3 separate regions of the Homo sapiens genome follow, and regions 1 and 2 are each linked to region 3. Evidence: chromatin contacts called from ENCODE Hi-C or POLR2A ChIA-PET data. All regions are on one chromosome and are shown on one strand. Each heading gives the region's core, a stretch centred on a gene start or an enhancer-like site at or near the end of the contact. The rest is flanking DNA. Distances are from core to core; before and after follow the strand shown.

Region 1 (3,902 bases), core at 944-3,443, 1.3 Mb after region 3:
GTGACTTGTAAGAGAATGTTGAGTAATGCAGAAATACAGGTAGACATGTATGCATGTGATTGGTGCTTATACCCACACAGTCCCACACACCACAGGAGAAAACAGGTAACTACAGCCTGACTAGTAGGGCCAAGGCCAATAGCAAAATAAGTTTTGCCTTTAATCTGTTTTCTCCATATCTAAACATTTGAGGTCAAGAGTGTGGACAGATCTGAAGACACAGAGTTTTATTATCCTGTGGCCCCAACATTCTTTCTTCACTGTCTGATCTCTGGAAGAAAAGTGGGCAACAGGTGGCCAGCAGTGGTCTACCTGTGGTTATTTTACTCCTGCTGCCATCTGCTCTTTTTATGGCCACTATCTGTTCCACCCTTAGAACTGAAGAAAGATATTGGTAGGGAGAGACTCTGCCTTCACTTCTGGCAGAAAAGGGATGTTCAGTTCATTCACCCCCCTGACATCAGAGCTGAACTTCAATGTGGCAGCTATTGGCCACGTGTGCCTCCTGAGTGACTGGAATGTGGCTGGTCTGAACTGCGATGTGCTAGAAAGGTAAAATACAGAGTTAGTTTCAAAGATTTAGTTTCAAATGTTTATATACATTATTAATAATTACACATTCCTCACACATTAAAATGATAATATTATGGACATATTGGGTTAAATTGTTACAATCAATTCAACCTGTTCCTTGTTTCTTTTTCAAGTTTGTCTACTAGAAAATTTAAGATTCACATGTGGCTCACATTTTATTTCAGAAGATTACCATCTTTTTAAAATCTGAGGCTGCCTCCTTTAGCCGGGAAGGTCATAAAATCTGAAATTTTAAAATAATTATTGTTACATTCTTTTCATTTTTGAATAGCCACTATATATATATAAATATAAATATATATAAAAATATATAAAAATAAAAATATAAATATATATAAAAACATAAATATATATAAATATAAATATGTATAATATATAAATATATAAAAATATATAAAAATATAAATATAAAAAATATATATAAATATAAATATATAAATATAAATATAAATATATATAAATATATACATATAAATATATAAATATAAATATATAAATATATAAATATAAATATATATAAATATATAAATATATATATATAAATATATAAATATATAAATATATATATATAAATATATAAATATTTATATATAAATATATATAAATATATAAATATATATAAATATATAAATATATATAAATATATATAAATATATAAATATATATAAGTATATAAATATAAATATATATAAATATATAAATATATATATAAATATATATAAATATATAAATATATATAATTATATAAATATAAATATATATAAATATATATAAATGTATATAAATACATAAATAAATATATAAATATATATAAATATATATATAAATAAATATATACAAATATATATAAATAAATATATATAAATATATATAAATAAATATATATAAATATATATAAATAAATATATAAATATATAAATATATAAATAAATACATATATAAATATATAAAATATATATAAATAAATATATAAAAATATATATAAATAAATATATATAAATAAATATATATATATATATATATATATATATTTTAGACAGAGTTGTGCTCTTGTTGCCCAGGCTGGAGTGCAATGGCACAATCTCGGCTCACCGCAACCTCCGCCTCCCAGGTTCAAGCGGTTCTCCTGCCTCAGCCTCCCGAGTACCTGGGATAACACACATGGGCCACCACAACCCGCTAATTTTATATTTTTTATAAAGACTGGGTTTCTCCATGTTGGTCAGGCTGGTCTCTAACTCCCGACCTCAGGTCATCTGCCCGCTTCAGCCTTCCAAAATGTTGGGATTACGGGCGTGAGCCACCGTGACCGGCCCCATATATTATTTATAAATGCATATGACCTTACACACAAGGTTAAATGCAAATAACCTCTGGGGTGGGCCTGGCTCAGCTCAGGGAGGAAGCCCTGTCAGAGAAGGATGCAGCCCAAGCTGTCACTCTTCTTTCAGCCCCGCATCTCATCACATCTTCCGTCAATCATGGCCTGAGGGGGCGGGGATTTAAATGTTATCCAATCAGAGACGCTAGGCAGGGAACCGTCCAATCAGGCACGCAGGTGAAGCGGACAGGGCGGCTTCCGGGTTTGGCGGGGCCTTTGTCCCTCGCTGTGGCCTGAGCTCCAGGTCTCGTCTTCAGCGCTCTGTGTCCTCTGCTCCTAGAGGTCCAGGCTCTGTGGCCCTGTGACCCGCAGGTATTGGGAGATCTACAGCTAAGACGCCAGGAACCCCTGGAAGCCTAGAAATGGTGAGAGTGCCGGGTCCGACATCCCCAGAGAGGGGAGGGGCTGGTTGTAATGGGTGGGAAGTGGCTGTGGCGGGACTCAGGCCTCCCGGCAGTCAGCTGCACAATCTGCGCCCCGAGTTCTTGCCCAGCTGGGCCTCAGTCCCCATCAGCCTTAAGATGGCGGCTGCGCTGACAGGCGGGCCCCAGCACGTCCCGTCTCTTCCTTGCGCAGTGACTGTGCCCTGGCCTGGAGCCCTCTCTGGGCAGCTCTGCATCCGCAGCGCCGCGTCTCTCCCAGACTGTGCAGGGACCACGGGAGGATCGTCACGGGAGAATCGTCACGGGAGAATCCTGACTTGGGGTGCGAGTTCATGAATGGGAAGAACTTTGGTCCTGGGTTCCTAGTTCCTCTTTTCTCCTATTAAAAATGTACAGACCGGGAGGGGTGGCTCACGTCTGTAATCCCAGTACTTTGGGAGGCCGAGGCGGGCGCATCACTAAGTCAGGAGAGTTCAAGACCAGCCTGGCCAGCATAGTGAAACCCCGTCTTTACTAAAAATACAAAAATTTGCCGGGCATGGTGGTACACGCCTGTAGTCCCAGCTACTTGGGAGACTGAGGCAGGAGAATCACTTGAACCTGGGAGGTGGAGATTGCAGTGAGCCGAGATAGCGCCACTGCACTACAGCCTGTGTAACAGAGCAAGACTCCGTCTCGGAAAAAAAAAATGTACAGAAGTCACCACAAAAATATTAAAGAAATTAATCAAAGAGTGATTAAAAAACTGTTGAGCACCCAGCTGTGGTTTGTAATTTGTTGTTCATGGCGGGGCTTGAAGGAAAGACTTTTATAAGGTGCATGATGAAGAAAGCCAAATTCAGTAATTGGTTAGGTACCGTTATGTAGTTTCTTAGTTTGTACAATAAAGGTGAAAATTTTCTGGTTGTGTAATCAGACCTTAATTGGCAGTATACAGTTGATTAAGCCTGAATTTTGTGTCTTTCAATGTAGTAATTTTCAAAACGATGCGCCTGAGTTAGATTTTTTTTTTTTTTTTTTTTTTTTTTTTTTGAGATGGAGTCTCGCTCTTGTCGCCCAGGCTGGAGTGCAGTGGCACAATCTCGGCTCACTACAACTTCTGCCGCTGCCTGTGTTCAAGCTTCTCCTGCCTCAGCCTTTTGAGTAGCTGGAATTACAAGCGCCTGCCACCCTGCCCAGCTAATTTTTGTACTTTTAGTAGAGACGGGGTTTCACCATGTTGGCCTGGCTGGCCTCGAACTCTTGACCTCAGGTGATCCGCCTGCCTTGGCCTCCCAAAATGCTGGGATTACAGGCGTGAGCTATCACGCCCAGCCACGTTAGATCTTTTTAAAAGTAGGAACCCAGGGTCTAGAGACACCTCAGTCTAATTGCCTGCCACTCAATTATTTTCACACTCCACGGGGAACTGATTTTCTGCTGCATTTTTCACCTGTGTCCCAAGCAGGGTCTTAAGTCTAACCCCCGTCCCCCATTTCTCCAGCCTCACTCTGGCTTGCAGTAAGATACTAAATTTCCAGTTCTTTCTGGCGTTCCCAAATGCC
Region 2 (4,135 bases), core at 718-3,217, 1.2 Mb after region 3:
TGGGCACCTGTAGTCCCAGCTACTCAGGGGGCTGAGGCATGAGAATCACTTGAACCTAGGAGGTGGAGCTTGCAGTGAGCAGAGATCGCACCACTGCACTCCAGCCTGGGCGACAGAACGAGACTCCGTCTCAAAAAAAGAAAAGAAAAAAGCCCATATTAGCCAACTGGAGTATAAGATACTATGAAGAGGAGAAGTAAGGTATCCCTGTTGACAGTCCCAGAAGCAGAAGCTCACCTCTACAAGCACAGCTGCTGCTTTCCTAGTCAATGAGCAGCTCATGATACATGTCTGAAGGAGCTCAGCTGAGAACAGAAGAATGGCCCCACTGAGCCCAGCCTAAATGGCTGAGCATTTCAATTATGAGCAAATCAGTTTTGGATGGTTCATTATGCTGCCATAGTTAACTAATATGTGCACCCAGTGCAGATAGAATGCCAAGATTTAATAACAGGTTGATTACTAGTTACCTTCTAACATTGGGCACCATAAAAGTACTGATATTTTTCCCGATTTAAAGTTAGATGTCTTGTAAGATAATGTTGAGAAATGCAGAAATATGGCCAGGGGTGGTGGCTTATGCCTATAATCCCAGCACTTTAGGAGGCCAAGGCGGTTGGATCACCTAAGGTCAGGAGTTCAAGACCAGCCTGACCAACATGGAGAAATCCCGTCTCTACTAAAAGTACAAAAAATTAGCCGGGCGTGGTAGTGCATGCCTGTAATCCCAGCTACTCGGGAGGCTGAGGTAGGAGAATTGCTTGAACCCAGGAGGCAGAGGTTGCAGTGAGCCAAGACCACACCATTGCGCTTTAGCCTGGGCAACAAGAGTGAAACTCCATCTCAAAAAAAAGAAATGCCGAAATACATGTGGACATGTATGCATGTGATTGTGCTTATATTCACTCAGTTTCCCACACCACAGAAGAAAACAGGTAACCACAGCCTGAACATTAGAGTCGAGGTCAAATAGCAAAATAAGTTTGCCTTTAATCTATTTTCTTCCTATGTAAACATTAAAGGTCAAGACTGTGAACAGATCTGAAGACATAGTTTTTTTTCTCCTGTGGCCCATCATCCTTTGCTCACTGTCTGATCTCTGAAAGAAAGATGGGCAACAGGTGGTAAGCAGTGGTTTACCTGTGATTTATTCCTGCTGCCATCAGCTTTTTCTATAGCCACTATTTGTTTCACCCTCGGAACTGAAAAGAGACGTTGATAAATAGAGGCTGTCCCCTCACCTGTGGCAGAAAAGGGGTGTTCAGGCCCTCCACCCCCACTGACATCACAGCTGTACTTCAATGTGGCAGCTATTGGCCATGTGTGGCTCCTGGGTGCCTGGAATGTGGCTGGTCTGAACTGCGATGTGCTAGAAAGGTAAAATACAGAATTAGTTTCAAAGATTTTGTTTCAAATGTATTTATATTTCATTAATAATTACATATTGCTCACATATTAAAATGAAAATATTTTGAATATATTGGGTTAAATAAATTGCTACAATCAATTCCACTTGTTTCTTCTTTCTTTTTAAAGTTTGGCTACTAGAAAATTTAAAATTCACCTGTGACTCACATTTTATTTCAGAGGATTGCCTGTTCAAAGGACCAGAATACAGGAAGGTCATAAAATCTAAAATTTTAGAACAATTGTTGTTATACTTTGTTCATTTGTGAATAGCCATATAATATATTATTTTTGAATGCATATAAATTGATACACAAGGTAAGGGCAAATACTCTCTGGTGTGAGCCTGGCTCAGCTCAGGAAGGAAGCCCTGTCTGAAAAGGCTGCAGCCTAGGCTGTCACTCGCTCTTCTTTCAGCCCAGCATCTGATCACATCTTCTGTCACTCAGGGCCTGAAAAGAAGGTGCCTTAAATATCATCCAATCAGAGACGCTGGGCTGGGAACCGTCCAATCAGGAACGCAGCTGGTGCGGATAGGGCGGCTTCCGGGATGTGGCGGGGCCTTTGTCTCTCGCTGCAGCCTGAGCTCTAGGTCTTGTTTTCCCTGCTTTGTGTTTTCTGCTCGTGGACGCCCAGCCTCTGTGGCCCTGTGGCCTGCAGGTATTGGGAGATCCACAGCTAAGACGCCGGGACCCCCTGGAAGCCTAGAAATGGTGAGAGTGCCAGGTCCGCCATCCCGAGGGGGAAAGGGGTTGGTTGAAACCGGTGGGAAGCGGCTGTGGCGGGACTCAGGCCTCCCTGTAGTCAGCTCCACAATCTGCGCTCCAGTTCTTTTTGCCCAGCTCGGCCCCAGTTCCTCCAGCCATAAGATGGCGGCTGCGCTGACAGCCGGCCCGGGCGTCCTGTCTCTTCCCTGCGCAGTGACTGTGCCCTGGACTGGAGCCCTCTCTGGGCAGCTCTGCATTCGCAGCACCGCGTCTCTCCCAGATTGAGCAGGGACCACGGGAGGGTTGTCAGGGGAGAATCCTGACTCGGGGTGCGGGTTCATGAAAGAGCTTTGGGCTGTGGGGTTCCCAGTTCCTCTTTTTTTCTGTTAAAAATGTATGGGGGGACGGGCGTGGTGGCTCACGCCTGTAATTTCAGCACTTTGGGAAGCCGAGGCGGGCGGATCATCTGAGGTCAGGAGTTCAAGACCATCCTGGCCAACATGGTGAAACCCCGTCTCAATTTTTAAAAATACAAAAATTAGCCGGGCGTCGTGGCGCGCGCCTGCAATCCCAGCTACTCAGGAGTTTGAGGCAGGAGAATCGCTTGAACCCGGGAGGCGGAGGTTGCAGTGAGCCTACATCGCGCCACTGCACTCCAGCCTGGGCAATAAGAGTGAAACTCCGTCTCAAAAAAAAAAAAAAAAGATGTATAGGAGTCACCGCAAAAATATTAAAGAACTTAAAAAGTGGTTCAAGTATTGTAGAGCACTCAGCTATGGTTTGTAGTTTGTGGTCCATGGGAGGAGCTTGAATAAAAGACTTTTATAAGGTGCATGATAAAAAAATCAAATTAGTAATTGGTTAGGTACAGTTATATAGTCTCTTAATTTGTACGATCGTGTTGGCAATTTTCTGGTTATGTGATCAGAATTTAATTGGCAGTTTATAGTTGGTTAAGCCTGAATTTTGTTTTCCCCGATGTGGTAATTTACTAAAAAATGAAATTTTAGTTAGATTTTTTTAAAAAGGAGGACCCCAGGGACTAGAGCCACCTCAGTCTAATTGCCTGCCACTGAATCATTTTCACAGTCCACAGGGGACTTCTTTTCCCCTGCATTTTTCACATATGTCTCAAGCAGGGTCTCAAGTCTACTTCTTACTCCCTGTTCTTCCAGATTAACTCTGATTTACAGTAAAATACTAAATTTCCAGTGTCATTGACATTCCCAAATGCCACCTTCCCCTCTCTGATACACATTATCAATTATTTGTCCTTTATTGTACATTTTATATTTCAATTAATAATTCTTCCACAAAACATTGGATGGCACTATTTAAAAAATTGTCTTCTGTTTGTAAATATTTCCCATGAGAAGAAAGTGAATAATAATCCCTGACACCATATTGTAAAAAAATCTCTGTGTCTCTTTTCCTTTTATCTTCCCTAGGCACAGAGTTCTTATCAGAATATTGGTGGGTCAAGGTTTCCGTTTGGAGACTTTATGGTGTGATGGGTCATCAGCCACTCTTCAGTTTTTTCCTGGTCCTGGGTTTTCAGTACTGTATGGGGATAAACCAGGATGCCCACCATTGTGGCTATGTTGGCTAGAGTGTCTAGTGAATATCAGCTCCTGGGTCATTTTCTCTCATAGGACAACCTGAGGTATGAAGTGTATCCTATCAAGGGAGCAGGTAGATACCCAGGGTCTGAGTGCAGTCTCCTGGTGTACTCTTCCTTTGAAAAGCTAACTCCTTGAGACATTAAAATTGACTTCACCCAGCTGGGCGCGGTGGCTCACACCTGTAATCCCAGCACTTTGTGAGGCCGAGGCGGGCGGATCGCGAGGTCAGGAATTTGAGACCAGCATGGCCAATATGGTGAAACCCCATCTCTACTAAAAATACAAAAATTAGCCAGGCCTGGTGGCACACACCTGTAATCCCAGCTACTAGGGAGGCTGAGGCAGAAGAATTACTTGAACCCGGGAGGTGGAGGTTGCAGTGAGCCAAGGTCATGCCAC
Region 3 (3,804 bases), core at 990-3,489:
TTGCACTCCAGCCTGGGCAACAAGAGTGAAACTCCATCTCAAAAGAAGAAAGAAAATATAAAAAAAGAAACCCAATACAATCAGGAAAATTATTTACAAAACACTGGCATAAAGCAGCTGTAGTTCAACTGGATACATCCAAACCATCAGGATGTGAAGATTCAAGGTCACGTATATTAAGCCTACTTGAATTAAGATGAGGAGACTCACAACTAGCTTTTGACCCAAGTACACAGACAGATAAAAGATATAATCTACAAATAACCACCTTAGAAAAACCATTATTTATTGATTATTTTATACAAAAATAATTAGTATTCCAATTCTGAAAAACTATATACTACACCTTTCAGGATAGGGTACCCAAACTAGATATGGTACCCAAACTGACATATCAGCATCAAAAGAATACCCACAATCAGCCAGGCGCGGTGGCTCATGCCTGTAATCCCAGCACTTTGGGAGGTTGAGGCAGGCAGACCACCTGAGGTCAGGAGTTCAAGACCAGCCTGGCCAACATGGTGAAACCCCATCTCTGCTAAAAAATAAAAGAATTAGCCGGGTGTGGTGGTGGGTGCCTGTAATCCCAGCTATGCAGGAGGCTGAAGCAGGAGAACTGCTTGAACCAGGGAGGCAGAGGTTGCAGTGAGCTGTGATCATGCCGTTGCACTCCAGCCTGGGCGACAGAGTGAGATTCCATCTCAAAAAAAAGAAAAAAAACAACAACAAAACTACCCACAATGACTCTAGACTTAGGAACCTTCCACTGGTTAATTGCTCAGAGAAAAACACACTGACCTATTACAACCACACGAGGAAAGAAAAAATCACAACATACACTTACAATCAGAATGTATCAAAGTGGTGTGTGTCATAAACATCACTCTCACAAACACCTCAAAGCTTACCACTTAGCCGGGCGCGGTGGCTCACGCCTGTAATCCCAGCACTTTGGGAGGCCAAGGCGGGCAGATCACAAGGTCAGGAGATCGAGACCATCCTGGCTAACACGGTGAAACCCCGTCTCTACTAAAAATACAAAAAAATTAGCTGGGCGTGGTGGCGGGCGCCTGTAGTCCCAGCTACTGGGAAGGCTGAGGCAGAATGGCTTGAACCTGGGAGGCGGAGCTTGCAGTGAGCTGGAGATCGCGCCACTGCACTCCATCCCGGGCGACAGAGCGAGACTCCGTCACACACAAAAAAAAATGCTTACCACTTATATACGGAACAAATGACATACAGAGATTTTGCATCATCATGGCACTCCAACATAGGCGAAATCTCTTGGGTAGAAACCACACAGATAAACACACACAAACAAGAAAATTTAAAAGAACCTGAACAAGCTCACAATTAATTCCATCCAGAAACCAAAGAAACTAAAAATCGCACACATTCACGCAAGGGAACAAAATTACCCAGAGCGAAGGGAAACTGGAATTAAGGGTGGCTAGAATTAATATTTGATCAAGGAGTCCAAAGGGAAGAAACACAAACTTTCTGATCAGTTAAGATAAGGAGTCCCCTTCCCCGCAGTTCGAAAAGAAAGCCCACATTCAGAAGGTCAAAAACACCCCCAGACTTGAGTGCTGGGAGCACTAGAGGGGGTCAGTCCCTGGTGATGAGGGCAGGGGCGTTTGAACAGCCACAGGAACCTGACCCCGGCAGCAAGGACCTAGCCAGGCTTCGGTTCTCACAAGTGAGGAAACGCACCCGTGGATTCATCGTAAGGTTTCCAACCAAGTGGTTTCTTAAACGCACAAACCCCACAGACCGAGATGGGATCTCCCCAGGACCCTCCCGCTGTCACCGAACAATCCGGGGAGACGCGGGGCTGCGGGCGCAGAGCTGCCCATAGAGGGCTCCAGGACCGGGGGCCGAGGTCGCCCCGCGGGGACGGGACAGGACGCTGGGGCTCCCGGCTGCGGGTCCAGCTCCCACAGAGAGGACCGAGGGCCGAACTGCGCCCGCGGTGGCCCCCGGGTCTGCAAACCCCGGAGTTGACTGCAAGGAGGTCCCCGGCCTCGGCCACAGACGGTTCCAACCAGAAACCTCCCCTCGGACACTGGCCCCGCACACTCACCATTTCCCAGCGTCCGGGAAGTCACGGTGTCCTCCCTACGGATCTGTCAGTACCTGCAGGTCACGGCGCGACAAAGGATGCGCTAGAGCCACCTTCGGCCTTCAGGAGCAGGTGAAACGCAATCTTCCCATGGGCCAGGAATGGCGACGTCCGCACTGCGCAGGCCCAGCGTGGCGCCGCTCACATCTTTTCAGCTGAGGTCCTGATTGGACAGATCCAATGGCCCCGCCTCTTTATCACTGAGTGACAGCGGAGCAGGAAGGGGCGTGGTTGAGCTGGCCTGGCTTCAGTCCGGCTTGTCCCCGCCAGGACGTTTGCGTTTAAACCGAATGTGTTCTTTGCCTCCCATCCATTTTAAGTGTTCTCTTCAGTACTGTTAAATACATTCACATTGTGAAGCCAATTTCCAGAATTGTTTTCATCTTGCAACACTGAAATCTGTCTCGTTGCACAACTCCCCGTGCACCTCCTTCCCTCAGGGTCTTTTGCAACCTCCATTCCATTGTCTGAGTTCGTGAATTTGACTGTGGGAATCTCATGTAAATGGCGTCATAAAGTATTTGTCCTTTCCTGACGTGCTTATTTCACTTAGCATAATGTCCTCGAGCTTCACCTTGTAGTATGTGTTAGGATTTATTTCTTCTTTTTTTTTTTTTTTTTGAGACGGAGTCTCGCTCTGTCGCCCAGGCTGGAGTGCAGTGGCGCATCTCGGCTCACTGCAAGCTCCGCCTCCCGGGTTCACGCCATTCTCCTGCCTCAGCCTCACGAGTAGCTGGGAATACAGGCGCCCGCCACCACGCCCGGCTAATTTTTTGTATTTTTTTAGTAGAGACGGGGTTTCACTGTGTTAGTCAGGATGGTCTCGATCTCCTGACCTCGTGATCTGCCGGCCTCGGCCTCCCAAAGCGTTGGGATTACAGGCGTGAGCCACCACGCCCGGCCTCTTCTTCTTTTTTTTTTTTTTAAGAGACAGGGTTTTGCTCTGTAGCCCAGGCTGAAGTGCAGTGGTGTGATCATTGCTCACTGCAGGCTTCAACTCCTGGATTCAAGCAAGCCTCCAACCTGAGCCTCCTAAGTATCTGGGACTACACGCACGCACTACCAGGCCTGGCTAATTGTTTTAATTTTAATTTTAATTTTTGGTAGAGATGTGTGTCTCCTTCTGTTGCCCAGGCTGGTCTCGAACTCCTAGGTTCAAGCAATCCTCCTGCCTCGACCTCTCAAAGTGCTGGGATTACAGGTGTGAGCCACTGCCACCGGCCAATTTACTTCTTTTTTTTTCCTTTGGAGATGGAGTCTCGCTCTCGTTGCCCAGGCTGGAGTGCAGTGGCGCTCAGCCACCGCAACCTCTGCCTCCCAGGTTCAAGTGATTCTCCTGACTCAGCTTCCTGAGTAGCCAGGATTACAGGCGCCCACCACTACTCCCGGCTGATTTTTGTATTGTAGTAGAGATAGAGTTTCACCATGTTGGCCAGGCTGGTCTCGAACGCCTGACCTCAGGTGATCTGCCCTCTTTGGCCTCCCAAAGTGCTGGGGGTGTGAGCCACCTCGCCTGTCCCCAATTTACTTCTTTTTAATGCTTTATTTAAACATTTTTTAAAGAGTTCCTAAATTAGTCAGTTCCTAAATCTACATACAATAGAATAGAATTGTATTCTATTGTATGTAGATATCAAATTTCTGGATTTTTCTGGATCTATTTATCTTTCTTTCTTTTTTTT

The links. Hi-C counts contacts between places; a loop is a spot of excess contacts on that map. ChIA-PET counts read pairs that join two places held with the same protein, here RNA polymerase II (POLR2A). Pooled maps may share reads with other maps.
Region 1: a loop to region 3 is called in a map with no recorded cell type, with 17 times the contacts of the local background. The contact joins the promoter of ZNF430 here to the promoter of ZNF14 in region 3. A Hi-C loop is called at or near these places in 1 of 37 single-sample maps with no recorded cell type and 6 of 50 pooled maps. POLR2A ChIA-PET finds 5 or more read pairs at or near these places in 1 of 52 experiments (CD4-positive, alpha-beta T cell).
Region 2: a loop to region 3 is called in a map of naive thymus-derived CD4-positive, alpha-beta T cell, with 9 times the contacts of the local background. The contact joins the promoter of ZNF85 here to the promoter of ZNF14 in region 3. A Hi-C loop is called at or near these places in 1 of 168 maps with a recorded cell type or tissue (naive thymus-derived CD4-positive, alpha-beta T cell) and 9 of 50 pooled maps. POLR2A ChIA-PET finds 5 or more read pairs at or near these places in 1 of 52 experiments (activated CD4-positive, alpha-beta memory T cell).

The regions. Positions count from the first base shown.
Region 1 is chr19:21,018,464-21,022,365 of GRCh38, forward strand. ZNF430 (zinc finger protein 430) reads left to right here and starts at 2,194. Exons shown (of 5, transcript NM_025189.4): 1 at 2,194-2,340. The coding sequence starts at 2,338. RefSeq lists enhancers at 1,884-2,477, 2,478-3,069.
Region 2 is chr19:20,921,284-20,925,418 of GRCh38, forward strand. It overlaps ZNF85 (zinc finger protein 85), which reads left to right and starts at 1,968. Exons shown (of 4, transcript NM_003429.5): 1 at 1,968-2,120. The coding sequence starts at 2,118.
Region 3 is chr19:19,730,873-19,734,676 of GRCh38, forward strand. ZNF14 (zinc finger protein 14) reads right to left here and starts at 2,240. Exons shown (of 4, transcript NM_021030.3): 1 at 2,084-2,240. The coding sequence starts at 2,086. RefSeq lists a silencer at 1,746-1,895.